2 separate regions of the Homo sapiens genome follow, and region 2 is linked to region 1. The links are chromatin contacts, found by Hi-C in ENCODE. All regions are on one chromosome and are shown on one strand. Each heading gives the region's core, a stretch centred on a gene start or an enhancer-like site at or near the end of the contact. The rest is flanking DNA. Distances are from core to core; before and after follow the strand shown.

Evidence for each region. Hi-C counts contacts between places; a loop is a spot of excess contacts on that map. Pooled maps may share reads with other maps.
Region 2: a map of tibial artery shows a loop between it and region 1 (12-fold over the local background). The contact joins the promoter of SNX1 here to the promoter of VPS13C-DT in region 1. A Hi-C loop is called at or near these places in 2 of 168 maps with a recorded cell type or tissue (CD4-positive, alpha-beta memory T cell and tibial artery) and 9 of 50 pooled maps.

Annotation. Positions count from the first base shown.
Region 1 is chr15:62,058,076-62,062,661 of GRCh38, forward strand. It overlaps VPS13C-DT (VPS13C divergent transcript), which reads left to right and starts at 2,428. Exons shown (of 2, transcript NR_135690.1): 1 at 2,428-2,768; 2 at 2,893-4,359. VPS13C (vacuolar protein sorting 13 homolog C) reads right to left here and starts at 2,372. Exons shown (of 85, transcript NM_020821.3): 1 at 2,200-2,372. The coding sequence starts at 2,299. RefSeq lists a silencer at 2,234-2,583 and an enhancer at 2,634-2,683.
Region 2 is chr15:64,093,967-64,098,552 of GRCh38, forward strand. SNX1 (sorting nexin 1) reads left to right here and starts at 2,016. Exons shown (of 15, transcript NM_003099.5): 1 at 2,016-2,206. The coding sequence starts at 2,048. RefSeq lists enhancers at 1-284, 2,000-2,119, 2,260-2,339.

The DNA.
Region 1 (4,586 bases), core at 1,178-3,677:
ACTTTTCAGAATTTAAAAATATTTTTTCTATAAAGTTTAAATTAAGATGAAGAAACTAAGGCCCAATAAGGTAAGTGGCTTGTCCAACACAGCACACCATTCACTAGGCCTATTCAGATTTCAGATTTGCTACTCCGGTGCGTTTTCAAGTTTCAAATGTTTACAAACTATAAGGAATCACTGGAAAGAATATTGCCAGTATTCTGAAGAAATACTTGATTTCTGCAGAAGATGCTGGTCATTTAATTCCTTAAATGTGTCTTTCTTTACTTACCTTTCCTTTACATTGTATTGAGTGTGGTGGGGGGATGTAAACAAAGAATGTACAGTAGGCCCTCCATATTCACGGACTGAACTAACTGCAGACCAAAAATATTTCGGGGGGAAAAAATAAAAAGTATCAATTCAGCAATAAAAAAATGCAAATTAAAAAACAACAGAACAACTATTTACATAGCACTTACTTATTGGGTATTATAAGCAATCCAGAGATGACCAAAAGTATACAGAAGGATATGCATAGGGTACATACAAATACTAGGCCATTTTATTTAAGGGACTTGAGCAACCTCCAATTTTGGTATGGTCAGGGGTACTGAAGCCAATCCCCCATAGATACCAAGGGACTATTGTATTGTTGGGCAAACCACAGTGAACCAATCAAATGATCAGCCACCTATTAAAAACAGGCTCTTGCCAGGCACTATAGCTCACACCTGTAATCCTAGCACTTTGGGAGGCTGAGGCAGGAGGATCACTTCAGCCCAGGAGTTGGAGGCTGCAATGAGCTACGATCTTGCCACTGCACTCCAGCCTTGGCAACAGAGCAAGTCCTTGTCTCAAAAAGACAAGCCAAAAAAAAAAAACAACAACAACAACAACCAGGCTCTTCCGTAATTCAGGGTATAAACAGCATTGCCCAATATATGTTCCATATACGTAATTATAAATTTTAGAAGCCAAGTTTAAAAAGAAAAAAAGTAAAACTAAAAAACACGGGAAATACACTTTAATATTATATTTAATTTAACCCAATATATTCAAATATTATTTCAACACATAAGCAACATAAAAATTATTGAGGTATTATTTTTTTCTCCTACTTCATTAGGAGTAATGCTTATTCAAAACGATGTTTTAATTCATACAGCAAGTCTCAATTAGCACTAACCTCATATCAAGTGCTCCACAGCTACAGTGGCTAGTGGTTACCCTAGTGGACAGGGGAAGTCTATAGCTATTTGTTGTTGCTTGAATTAAAAGCAGATCCATACATTTGAGTCGTTTTTTGAATTTTCCTCCAAAGCTGACAAAGTTCCCAAACCTTTTGTGGAGTGAGAAAGTCCCAAAGTCCTCAAAGCTTAACACGTAATTCATGCAAACGATTAAGCTCGTTGAAGAGTGTATGTTTAAGTACACTATTTCCTGAATACTTTTATACACTTAATCTCCAGGATAAAAACGTTGGCATAAATTCCTGAGCATGCAACCAAGCAGACACCTAATTAATGACGATGCTGGTCGAGGCTTGAATTTCTCTCTATTGCTCCAAAACAAAATTCAAAATCCTCTTCGTATTGACGGAAAAGTAAATATTAAAGGAAGAAATCATTTTCACAGGAGCTGAAAGCATTAAGAGTAAGAATCCCTAAGCACACGCCTATCTTAAAGATCTCCTGCCCGTTCCTCTCCAAACCCGGTAATCCTAAAGAGAAGGAACCCAGTTCTTGCTCCCTGTAAAATGATAGTGAAGATAACTGCGAGATGCAACTTCCTCCTTTTTTCTTAGTGCCACTTCGAGCGTATATGACCAGACAACCATGCTCACTCCACGCGATACCGAAACAGAAAGGGCTCTGTTTTTATGCTGTAGGGCCAAAGGGGCCACCCTGAGTGCAGCGAGAGGACCACAGAAACGGGCAGGGCGGGGACAGCAGGGCCAGGGCTTGGCCTCGGGGGACGAGAAAGGTGGGAACTTTGGCAGCGCGGGCGGGATCCCGCCGCATCTCCCCAGCCGGAGTCGGGACTGGGACCCCGAGAATCCGCGGGCGGCAGAGGCTCCCGCATCTAGCACCTGCCGCACCGGGATGGGGAGTCTCAGGCGGCGCAGGGAGCAGGGCCCGGGCAGAATCCCGGACGGAGCAGCCCTCGGCTGGGCCCTCAGCGCCCGCAGCCCACTGGCCGCGCCCTCTCGCTTACCGCCCCAGATGCCCAGCTTCAGCTGGGACTTGTTCAGGTTCTCCACATAGTCCCCCAGGAAGCGGTTCAGCAAGTCCGCGACCACCGACTCCAGCACCATGGTGGCGCTGAGGCACAAGGAGAGGGAGGAGCCGGAACCGCCCGGCGCAGCTGAGGGCTGCGACCAGCGCTGCAAATGACAGCCCCTCCGGCGCAGGCCCACCCCCGCGCCGCGCGCGTGACCCCGCCGGTGCGCAGGCGCGCTGTCGCCCGGCCGGTAGCTAAGGAGGCCCAGCTGTGATCCCGAGGCTTTGTAGGCGCCGCAGCCCTGGCCCTCTAGAGGCCGACGGAGGAGTGCGGGGGAAGTTAGCTTGCGCCTGTCTCGTCAGCCGTGCACGAGAAAAAAAAGGACCTTCGAGAAGAACAAGGGAGGGCAAGAGTTACCGAGTACAGGGACATCTATGTGGCCGCTCTGCTTTCCCGCCGTCACCTGCTGTTGAACTCCGGCCGCATCGCGGTGTCCGGAGCCGCCTGGCCTGGAGTATGCGCTGAGCGTCACCTAGGCAACCACCCCTGCACCTGTGGATCAGGTGGGGGAAAGGGACCGACCGCGTTCTTGTCCTGCTAGAGTTCGACTCCGCCTGGGGCTTGGTCTCTGCTTCTTGAAAACATTGTTTTTTTATTTTGTTTCTGTTTTGTTTTGTTTTGAGACAGGGTCTCGCTCTGTTGCCAAGGGTAGAATGCAGTGTCGGGATCATAGCTCACTACAGACTTGACATCCTGGACTCAAGAGATCCTCCTGTGTCAGCCTCCCGAGTAGCTGGGACCACTGGCGCGCGACAAATAATTTGAAAGTGGGAGGAGGGGAACAGAACCACATCAAATGGCAGATATCATAGAATGAGAACTGAATATACGCGTTTTGTGGGAAACGCGTTCTTTTCCCCTTTCTCTAAGATTCGCTTTTAATTCACTAGCCACTAACCAGTTACCTATCTCATTACAGATATAAAAAACAAAACGTAGTAGTGCCTTTTTAAGTATGAGTTACTTGTTATTTATATATCACTTTCTTCCATGCTATCGTTGAACTGTCTTTGATGTAGCACGACCTTAAAAGCAGAGCTTTTATACCACAAGATCTTTCAACCCTTGTGAAATTTAACCACCCATTGAGATTCACCTCTTTAGAGAACTAGAAATTTTTTCCTAAAATATATTTCAAAAAGTTGTTGAGATACAGTACACAGGAAGAAACCTAAGAAATGCTGATTATTTGTAGTCACAAGCATTAATAAGTGCTTTGCTACGAGGAAGTGTCTGAGAAACTATTCGTGTATTTTTCTTAAACAACCTAGGCTTGCACAGGATCACAAAGAAAAATCTTAAATTCAAAGTCCGCTGGAGAAGAAAGAAAATCAAAATGGCTACAATTGGTGTTGTGTATTAAATAAAATTAAAAGTACAAAGAAAGACCCAGTCAGTACTAACTAGTACTATCAAGATCACATTCCTCTCCCACTTTTGCACACTCCATTCCTCTTTAAGAAGATAAATCCTTAACCGTCTGTTTTTCCTAGCTGGTCACAAAGACAAAATACTAGTAAGTACTTTGGATTTCTTCACCATCCACAACCAAATAACAGCCTAACCTGTCTATTTTGCTTTTGCCATCTTTCCTAAATTCTCCATGTTTTTCTTCTGGACCATGCCATCCATCTCCTTGAAATTCACTTCCTAGCCTCCAGTTATTCCTTCCTCCAGTCTATTCTCATGAACACCGGATGTGTTTTCCCAAAGCACAGGTGAGCTTAGGTTAGTCACCTGCTCAAAAACATCCAATAACTTCCCAGTGTTTAGAACACTCTCTTCAAACTTTCTCCACGTTCTTTCTAGTCATACACTCTAACAATCCCGCTTCCTTTTTACATTCACACTGACTATGCTCCAAGAGGAATGTAAAGAAGCAATATATGTTCTGGTTGAGATAAGGCATGTACCATAAAAAGTTAAGAAAGAAGCCAATCCAAGGATGTATGAATAACAGTATAAGATGATAGGAAAGATGGCACAGGCAACATAGCTTGGTCAAGCAGGTGGAGCAATAGGCACAATCTCTTGGGAGAAGTGAGTAACACTAATGCTTTGTCTAATAAAGTAATTCCTTACAGTTCTATGGTATAACTTGGTAATTTTGAAAGAATAATGTGTAAATGTGCTTTCATATGCATCATTCAATTTTATTATGTTTCAGTTATACTTTGTAAGGCCTCATGTCATTATTATGCGAAGGTAGGCATTTTTGTGTACTCCTCACAAAAGAGCTGTGAGGTAGCTAATGCAGGTAGTAGTATGGTCCTCATTTTACAGAAAAATTAAGCTCGGGAATGTTAAGTGACTTACCCAAA
Region 2 (4,586 bases), core at 766-3,265, 2.0 Mb after region 1:
TTTGCTCGATTTCGGCGGGACAAAAACAATCTTCGCGGCTCGTCAGCACATTGCATGCTGGGATGCGTGAGCTATTTTCTTCGGAAGGCAGCGAATTGTATTCTGGGACTTGTAGTGTCCGCCTGGTAGAAGTGGATGTAACGGTCTGTTAACCGCGACTGACTCACTCAGTATCCGTGATAAGTTAAAGATGAATCCTGAAGGGGTAGGGGAAAGGAGATCTTGAGTTCTCCAGCACGGAGACTCTTTACAATTATTTCTCCGCGGGATCCGCTGACAGCCAACGTCTTTCTTACTTCCTGATCGGACAGGAAGTAGGTTTCAGTTGCTGTGAAAAGGGATGTCATGGGAAGCCAGTGAGGTAGTCAGGTATGGCATGGGGAGGGCTTTTTGGCTTTCTCGTCTCCTAAGGGACTCAGTCCAGCACAGCTTCCCACCTTTGAACGAATATTTCTGCTAATGGCCTCCAAAGACAACTTAGAACATAAGTTTTCCCGTGTCTAATGTGTACAGTGGTGACATAATGGAGATCGCCATCCTTAAAAGTGTATCTTGGCCGGGCGCGATGGCTCACGCCTATAATCCCAGCACTTTGGGAGGCCGAGGCGGGCGGATCACCTGAGGTCAGGAGTTCGAGACCAGCCTGGCCAACATGGGCAAACCCCGTCTCTACTAAAAAATACAAAAATTAGCTGGGCGTGGTGGCAGGGGCCTTAATCCCAGCTACTTGGGAGGCAGAGGCAGGAGAATCGTTTGAACTCAGGAGGCAGAGGTTGCAGTGAACCAAGATCGAGCCATTGCACTCAAGCCTGGGGGAGAAGAGCGAGACTTCCCTCAAAAAAAAAAAAAAAAAAAAAAGTGTATCTTAAGCCCTCTGGTGTTCGTGGGTGTGATGGATGCCAGTAACAAAATCGATTTTATTTTATCCATCCATCCCTCCGATCAAATTTGTAGGTACTAATTTGCCATAGGTGATCCATAGGCATGGAAGATACAAAGATAAAACGCTGCCCCCGCCTTCAAACAGCTCACATGACCTGTGAGGGAGTCCATCCCTGAATTTGCAGTTACAACCAAACTAACTAAACCTCTTGTCAAAGTTGGTGACAAATGCCATTTCTATTGAGAAGATAGGATTATCTTGCAGAATTGTCCCATGCTAACATGCCCATTTATCTTTAAACTCCAGTCTTGTTTGTCTAGTTAATGTAGGCCTTAGGATCACCAGACAATGAATTGCTTAGGTCCCAAGGAAATTTTGGTCAGGGTTCAATAATTTCCCTGCCGTCTATTCCACTCCACTTACTCCACAGCAATTGAGAGGATAATCCTAACATTTTTCCAGCCAAATCTAGGACACTGAGGCCTCACTTCATCTGTGAGGCCTCCCTACTTCTCCAAGCAGAATTGATTATCTCTTTCCCTGTGCTCCCACAGGGCACCATAGCATTGAACATGTCGAACTGTCGATTAAATACCTGATTTCTGTATCTGAAACTCACAGCAAGGTGCCAGGCATACAGTAGATGCTCAGTATCTGTATTTCTTAATGAATTAACTGAATGTTGCTCAAGGAATAAGTGGTGAAGCTTTCTTCTAGTCTTGTTCAGATACCTCAATCGAAATATTTATTGACTCTCTGTGAGGGCATTGTGCTTGGCATGGGTAGATGGCATGTAGAGGTTTTCAAACATTTTAGTGACACTCCTTCATTCAGACGAACTCTTAGAAGCCTGTTGGATAAAGCTATCCAGAGCACAAAGGGCCCTAGAAACCTGAGCAGCCCCTAACTCCTACTTTTCTGCCCCTTTGGCCCCACTCGTTAATATCTCAGCATCGCGAACCAGGCCTCGGATTTGCTGCGCAGCCTCAGCTGGCCGGGTGCCGCCCCGCCCCCAGCGCCTAAGCCCCGCCCCTAGGTCTCCGCCCCTCGGATCCCACGGGGTCCCTTGCGGCCCTCCCACTCCTCGCACCGTTGGATCGCTTTGCTCACGGCGCTATCTCTCGATAAAGTTGTTGTTGCGGCTTCCGCCGCGGGTGGAAGAAGATGGCGTCGGGTGGTGGTGGCTGTAGCGCTTCGGAGAGACTGCCTCCGCCCTTCCCCGGCCTGGAGCCGGAGTCCGAGGGGGCGGCCGGGGGATCAGAACCCGAGGCTGGGGACAGCGACACCGAGGGGGAGGACATTTTCACCGGCGCCGCGGTGGTCGTGAGTTTGCACCCCTCGGGGTAGCAGGCGGGAGGGCACCCCGAAAGGGAAGAGAGGCTAAGCGAGAATCGGGGAGGTTGGGCAGAGTGGGCCCGGTGAGACCTTGCCTCGGTGTCAGCAGTCCGGGCCCCGGGGACCCTGGATGTGCTCGAAGCGGTAGAGCTTGGCTTCCCGGCCCCCAGGCGGGAAGAGTAAAGAATGAGGGTTGTGGTGCCTTCGTCGGCTAGCTCCCTAACAGCCGAGAACCGCCGACGCCGTCCTTTGACCCTGCAGTGTGGTGACACTCCACGGATCCACGGGGTTATTTTGCAGGTCGTGTCCTGCCAAGGCAGATTCAGTAGGACGGAATAAGCGAATGGGATGCAGACCTTTCCCCCGTCTTACTGCTTCTAAGATGAATAGCGTTATGTGGACTAGCCTGGGGTGGTGACCCGCCCACCAGTTCTTTCTTTAGCCCAGCATTTACCGATAATAACCAAAGGCCCTTTCTGGATCTTAGTTTACAAAAGTTATGTTGATTCTTCTGATCTCTAGGAAAATCAGGCCAGAGGCTGGTGGACAGAAGGCACTGCCAGATAAATCACTACATAGATCAGAAAGCTTTCTCCTTTTTAAAGGGATGTGTTCAAGTGCCCACGTACCTCACTGGGAGCAAATCTGAAATGTGATGAGGAAATGGTGTTTCCCGTAATGTTACCGGTAGGAGGCCCTTGAGTGTAGGTTGTCGAGGTTCTTGGCATTTTGAACAAATAATTGGACAAAACGCACAAAATAACAAAGGAATGAAACACAAACGAAGCAGCGAAAGCAGGAATTTATTAAAGCGAGAAAGCACCCCACAGGGTGTGAGTGGGCCGGAGCAAGGGGCTCAAGAGCCCACTTACAAAGTTTTCTGGATTTTAAGTGCTCCTTTTATGGTTCCTATGGGTTACCCCTTATCTGGATGAAGGATTTGGTCTGTGGCTAAAGGCCGAGGTGAATTGGCGTCCTGTGCAGATGAACGGATGGTCCCTGCTTGGCCTGCGGCCAGTCTAAGGCACTCTCCCTTTCCATGTGAGACGTGGTGGATGGGGAGGGTTGCAGGGATAGTAGCCTTTGATCCTTTGCCACTCGGGCGTGGGCAGATGGGTTTTTTCCTTTTGGTTTAGCTTTAGGAAGTTGGCCTTAATTGGCCTTAGGTTCCCTGCCCCCAAACCCAGGGGGTTCCTTTTGGGAATTCAGCTTTGGGAAGTCAGCACGAATTGGCCTTAGATTCCTTGCCCCCAGACCTTGGTGTTTTCTCTTTTAGAAAGTTAACGTAAGTTGACCTCAGATTCCCTGCCCCCAAACCTTGGTGTTTTTCCTTGATTCAGCATGAATTGCCCTTAAGTTCCCTGCCTCCAGACCCTATTCTCCTGCCTCAGTAATAAATATCCGGGTCTCTAATAAGAGTTAGGTATTAGAAAAAAATAATCTTTGTAATGTGGAAATCAGTAATCAGTTATGGAACCAGTAGAGATGTTTTGGGCTATTTTATGAGAATATTTACTCATACCACTTGGTATAGGTTGTTCCAGGCTGTAAAATTCAATGCTGGGTCTGTGAATTTATCTGTTTGGCATAATGCTTCTCTTCACAGTAGCTACTCAGTGTGTAACCAACTAAATAAAACAGCTATAAATTCTTTATGCAACATGTGGTCTGAAAAAGTTTGAGGCTTTCCTCATTTGTGTCAGATTTTCCCTGTCCTGTATTCAGAAATTGAGTCCATAATCTCAGCTCATAAGGTGCTTGATAATTCTAATATAACAACTAAAACTGTCAAATGAAGTCTCTTATTCTGAGAAATAATAAGTCTTTGTGACTGTCATAAAACAGGAAACAATTTTTGTTTGTTTTTAGAGACATAGTCTCCCTGTGTTGCCCAGGCTTGTCTTGAACTTCTGGGCTCAATGGATCCTCCCTTCCTCCTAAGTAGCTGGGATTGCAGGTGCATGCCTGAGAAATAATAATTCTTGCCGCTAATTTAGTCCTTCTGTATGTTATTTTAAGTAAGTATTTAGTCTGTTCCTTTAGTAATTCTTCTATAAGTCATGGAAGACAGCTACTGTTGGTAACTGCTGGAATGATGTGCAGACTGAGAATATGAAAACAGAAACTCTGACACTGAAAGTGATTGGTCACATAGGCAAATGTTGATTTATTTTCCAAAAAGGAACCTGGAAGAGTGAGGAGTTATTTTCTAGAGTTAACCTGAAGCAGTGGCCGAGTGCCATGCACACGTGTAATCTCAGCACTTTGGGAGGCCAAGGCAAGAGGATCACTTGAGGCCAGGAATCGAGACCAGGCTGGCCAACATGGCAAAACCCCATCTCTACTAAAAATACAAAAATTATCTGGG